Regions from separate parts of the Homo sapiens genome. Here region 1 is linked to region 2. Evidence: chromatin loops called from intact Hi-C (ENCODE). Cell type or tissue: pancreas. All regions are shown on one strand.

Region 1 (2,500 bases), 52 kb before region 2:
TTCCCTGCCTCCTGCCTGGAATGTTTGTTTTCCACACGGTCCAACTCCTATTCGTCCTTCAAAACTCAGCTCAAAAGTTCCCTCCTCCAGCAAGACTTCTCTGCCTCCTTCTGGCCATGCCCTTGTTTACAACTGTCCCTTCTCCCTGGTCTGACACTGCGGGGTTGGGGTAGATGTGTCAAGGTATCTGGGGGCTCTTGGGGAGGAGGAAGATGCAGGAATCTGTTCATTGAGCGACAAATAAATGAATGCAAAAATAAGGAGGACACAGGCAAAACCCGGTGTGGTGGCTCACACCTGTAATCCCAGCACTTTGGGAGGCTGAGGCTGGAGGATTGCTTGAGCCGAGGAGTTCAAGACCAGCCTGGGCAACATGGTGAGACCTCATCTCTACAAAAAATATTTTTAAAATAGTGGGGTGTGGTGGTGCACACCTGTAGTCTCAGCTGCTCAGGAGGCTGAGGTGGGAGGATGGCTTGAGACCAGGAGTTCAAGGTTGCAGTGAGCCGTGACTGCACCACTGCACTCTGGCCTGGGCGACGGAGCAAGACCCTGTCTCAAAAAAAAAAAAAAAAAAAAAAAAAAAAAAAAAAATAGAAGAAGAAGAAGGAGAAGAAAGAAGAAGAAGAGGAAGAGGAATAGAAGAAGAGGGAGGAGGAGGAGGAGGAGGAGGAAGAGAACAACACAGGCTCTGTTGTCGGGTGCATGGTTATAAGAGATTCAGAGATCAAATGATCCCTGTTCATGCCACGGTGTCCTTTCAGTTCCAAGAGAACCAACTGGAACCCAGAGAACAAAAGAGTCAGGGTTGGTGGGGGGCAGGCAGGCCTGGGTCCAGGGGCAGCCACATGTGCCCTATGTGCAGGCTCCTGGAATTACAGAGTCTTTTTTTATCTTTTTGAGACAGATTTTCCCTCTTATTGCCGAGGCTGGAATGCAATGATGCGATCTCGGCTCACTGCAACCTCCGCCTCCCGAGTTCAAGCGATTCTTCTGTCTCACCCTCCCAAGTAGCTGGGATTACCGGCGCACACCACCACGCCCAGCTAATTTTTGTGTTTTTAGTAGAGACAGGTTTCATCATATTGGTCAGGCTGGTCTCGAACTCCTGACCTCAGGTGATCAGCCCACGTTGGCCTCCCAAAGTGCTGGGATAACAGTCATGAGTCACTGTGCCCGGCCTGGAATTACAGAGTCTTGAACACTTCCTGCATGCCAGGCCTTTATTTCTTGACAGCTACCGGGCAGGTGGGTTCTGTGGTCTCCCAGTGAGAAGCCCGTGGCATGTGCACCAGGATCAGCAGCAAGTTCATGGAGAAACCAGGCCCTCCTAGCTCCTTCCCTGAGGAAGAGGCAGGAGGTAGCCCTCTGCCAACCCACGCTCTCCCACCTCAGAAGTGCAGGTTTCTGATTGGCTCATCTTCTTCGCCTCCCTGGGGAGCTTCCTGAGCATCCTTCTCGTGGGCGTCCTTGGCTACCTTGGCCTGAACAGGTAACTGACACCTCTTACCGTTACCATAGCGATGGTAATGATGCTGGGCAGGGGAGCCCTAAAGTGGAGCTTAGCCCGCAGATTGGGTCCTTGGCTTTGCCCAGGAAATAATTCAAGGGCAAGCCAGAGGTAGAAGAAAACAGCTTTATTGAAGCAGCAGTTATAGCTCCGTGACTGCCTCTGCAGAGCAGGGCTTCCCTGTAGGCGGAGAGTAGCCGCTGAGAGCGGTTTTGCAGTCAGATTTATACTTACTTTTAATTGCATGCAGATTAAGGGGGGCAGTTTATGCAAAATTTCTTTCTTTTTTTTTTCTTTTTTGAGATGGAGTCTTACTCTGTTACCCAGGCTAGAGTGCAGTGGCACGATCTTGGCTTATTGCAACCTCCCCCTCCCGGGTTCAAGCCATTCTCCTGTCTCAGCCTCCCAAGTAGCTGGGACTACAGGTGCGTGCCATCACACCCAGCTATTTATTTTGTATTTTCAGTAGAGATAGGGTTTCACCATGTTGGCCAGGCTGGTCTTGAACTCCTGACCTCAGGTGATCCTATGCAGAAATTTCTAGGGAAGGGATAGTAACTTTTGGGTCCTTGGTCATTCCCATGGAAAGGGGCGGTGACACTGGTGGGCATGTCTGATTGAAAGCTGCTTTCAAGCCGGGCACGGTGGCTCACTCCTGTAATCCCAGCACTTTGGGAGGCTGAGGCAGGCAGATCGCTTTAGGCCAGGAGTTGGACACCAGCCTGGCCAACATGGCGAAACCTCTCTCTACCAAAACTACAAAAATTAGCCGGGTGTGGTGGCACACGTTTGTAATCTCAGCTACTCAGGAGGCTGAGTCAGGAGAATCGATTGAACCCAGGAGGCAGAGGTTGCAGTGAGCCGAGATCGCGCCACTGCACTCCAGCCTGGGCAACAGAGCAAGACTCCGTCTCCAAAAAAAAAAAAAACCTCAGCTCCTCTCACTGGTCCCCTTTCCTCCCCAGGGCCGCACGGCACCTGTGCCCGCCG
Region 2 (2,500 bases):
TGTATTATTTGCAGTAGAGATGGGGGTCTTGCTATGTTACCCAGGTTGGTCTTATACTTCTGGCCTCAAGCAGTCCTCCCATCTTGGCCTCTCAAAGTGCTGGGATTACAGGCATGAGCCACCGCACCCAGCCTATCATATTTTTAATCTGTATTATCCATGTATGTATTTATTTTTCAAATGTCTCTGACCCATGTTTGGTTGAATCTGCAGATTCCAAACCAGCTAACGCAGAGGGCCGACTGTATGTAGCGAAATTCTGTCAACAATTAAAATCCTCTGCCAGCCGGGCACAGTGGCTGACGCCTGTAATCCCAGCACTTTGGGGAGGCCAAGATGGGAGGATCATTTGAGCCCAGGAGTTCAAGACCAGCCTGGGCAACACAGTGAGACCACATTTCTACAAAAAATACAAAAATTGGCCGGGCGTGGTAGCTCACGCATATAATCCCAGCACTTTGGGATGCCGAGGCAGGCCATCACCTGAGGTCAGGAGTTCAAGACCAGCCTGACCAACATGGTGAAACCCCGTCTCTACTAAAAATACAAAAATTAGCCACGTGTGGTGGCTAACACCTGTAATCCCAGCTACTCGGAAGGCTGAGGCAGGAGAATCGCTCTACCAGGGATGCGGAAGTTGAAGTGAGCTGAGATCGCACCATTGCACTCCAGCCTGGGTGACAAGACTGAAACTCCATCTCAAAAAGCAAAGCAAAACAAAACAAAACACAAAAATTAGCAGGATGTGGTGGCGTGTGCCTGTAGTCCCAGCTACTCAAGAGGCTGAGGCGAAAGGATTGCTTGAGCCCGGGAGGTCGAGGCTGCAGTGAGCTATGATTATGCCACTGCACTCCAGCCTGGGTGACAGAGCAAGACCCTGTCTAAAAAAACAAAAAAACAAAAAAAACCCATCTACTATGTCTGCCACCCCATCAAGGCTCCCAGGGCCCAGAGAGGCATGGGTGGTTCTCAGACCCCTGAGCTCACCTCAGAGTACAGGGGTGGCGGGCGGTAGCGGAACTCTTGGATGTAGGCGAAGAACGGGCCTTCAAGGCTCATGTCGGGGTCCTGCGGAAGCGGGAAGGGGCTCTGCCCCAAGGCTGCCTCCTCAGTGTCGGCTACCACCTCCGAGTACTCAGGAGGAGCTGGAAGCGAGAGACAGGGTGGGTGAGGTTGGCAGGAGAGAGCCCTGCTCCAAGGGACCAGGGGCCAGGAGCTGGCTTGTGCCAGCTCTGGGGCTGCCAGGCTGTATGTCCTTTGGTTGGGATTCCGGGGGACTCGTGGTGAGAGAGTTGACCCGGCATCCACCTCTCCGTGTATCCACCCACCCTCTGCATGCAAGCAGGGTGGGAGCTTACCCTCAGGCCGCTCCGGCAAGGCCCCCAGCCTCCAGTCCAGCAGGAAGCTGGCGTGGCTGCCCACGCTGGAGGAACGGCTGCCAAAAGGGTGCAAGGGAATGGTGCCGATCACCAGTGGCAGCTCCAGCAGCAGCTTGGACGTTCCTGGGATATCCACACAGACCTGGAGGAAGGAACCATAAGGGAGGGTGCCCAGGCAGCCTCCCCAACCCCCACCTCCCTCCTATGCCTGGGGAGACTGAGGCCTCAGCTTCCCCCAGTCTGAGGGAATACAGGGTGAATGTAGGCACTGTCCCCCAGGGCCAGCAGGATGCCCTACCTTGAGTGCGTAGTCCACGTGTAGAACGCGGCAGTGCAGGATGGAAGGACCCACTGGGGGGATCCGCAGTGCCCGGCCCTGCCACAGCGCCCGCTGCCCGGGGCCCACCGGCTCGCCCGCGAGGCTGGCCACCACTGCCCGTTTCTGCTTTCGGGCGCCTCGGGCCATGAACGTCTGTGTCTGCACCACGGCTGCCCGAGGCAGCACAGGACGTGTGGAGCCGTTGTCGATCTCGGCAAAGACAGGGATGACCTCTCCTGCAGCAAGGAGCAGTGGGGCCTCAGTTTCCCCTCCTGCAACCCCAACACCAGCCCCCGTCCCAACCCAGTCCGGTCCGCCTGCTACCTGGGGTGTAGCCCTTGCGGTCGATCTTGGCCGAAAGGGAGACTAGGCCACGGTTACAGTACCAGGATCGGGCAACCTTTTCCCGAGCCCCCGCTTGAGGTGCCTGTCGGTGTAGAGGAAAGTGACATGGATGAGTCACTTTGTGCAAACCACAGTCGCTGTGGAGCTTCCAAACCACCCCCAGCTGAGGGAGGACTTTGGGCAGGGCTTGGTTTCTTTTTAACAATCCAGGAACTATCCGTTAAATAGAGCCAGGAACACAACCCATCTTATAAAGCCAGAAATGAAATGTATAAGCCAAGTGTTTGGTGTGTAATTCACACTTGGTAAGCCCTAGCTCTGGTCTATTTCACAGAAGAGGCATCTGAGGCTCAGAGAGGGCTTCAAGACACTTGCCCAGAGTCACACGGCAAATGGGTGCAGATCCCAGTGGATTCCACACGCATTCCCACACCTGCCTCCCTCCCTGCCAGGGCCC

What was found. Hi-C counts contacts between places; a loop is a spot of excess contacts. Peaks named below come from ENCODE experiments on the same cell type or tissue, not always from the same donor. Only the 100,000 strongest peaks of a DNase experiment are listed, where the experiment ranks them.
Region 1: a loop joins it to region 2, with 3 times the contacts of the local background. A loop is called at or near these places in 108 of 110 quality-filtered maps.

What each region holds. Positions count from the first base shown.
Region 1 is chr19:18,061,173-18,063,672 of GRCh38, reverse strand. It overlaps IL12RB1 (interleukin 12 receptor subunit beta 1), which reads left to right. Exons shown (of 17, transcript NM_005535.3): 14 at 1,396-1,492; 15 at 2,476-2,500. Among named protein-coding and RNA genes, the nearest start is that of IL12RB1, 25 kb to the left of the region's middle. In pancreas, no CTCF peak of the experiment used is centred here; no DNase peak of the experiment used is centred here.
Region 2 is chr19:18,009,217-18,011,716 of GRCh38, reverse strand. ARRDC2 (arrestin domain containing 2) reads right to left here. Exons shown (of 8, transcript NM_015683.2): 4 at 2,023-2,125; 5 at 1,678-1,934; 6 at 1,359-1,521; 7 at 988-1,145. Among named protein-coding and RNA genes, the nearest start is that of ARRDC2, 2.3 kb to the right of the region's middle. In pancreas, no CTCF peak of the experiment used is centred here; DNase peaks (open chromatin) are centred at 1,338 and 2,012; H3K4me3 peaks cover 74 bases; H3K27ac peaks cover 387 bases.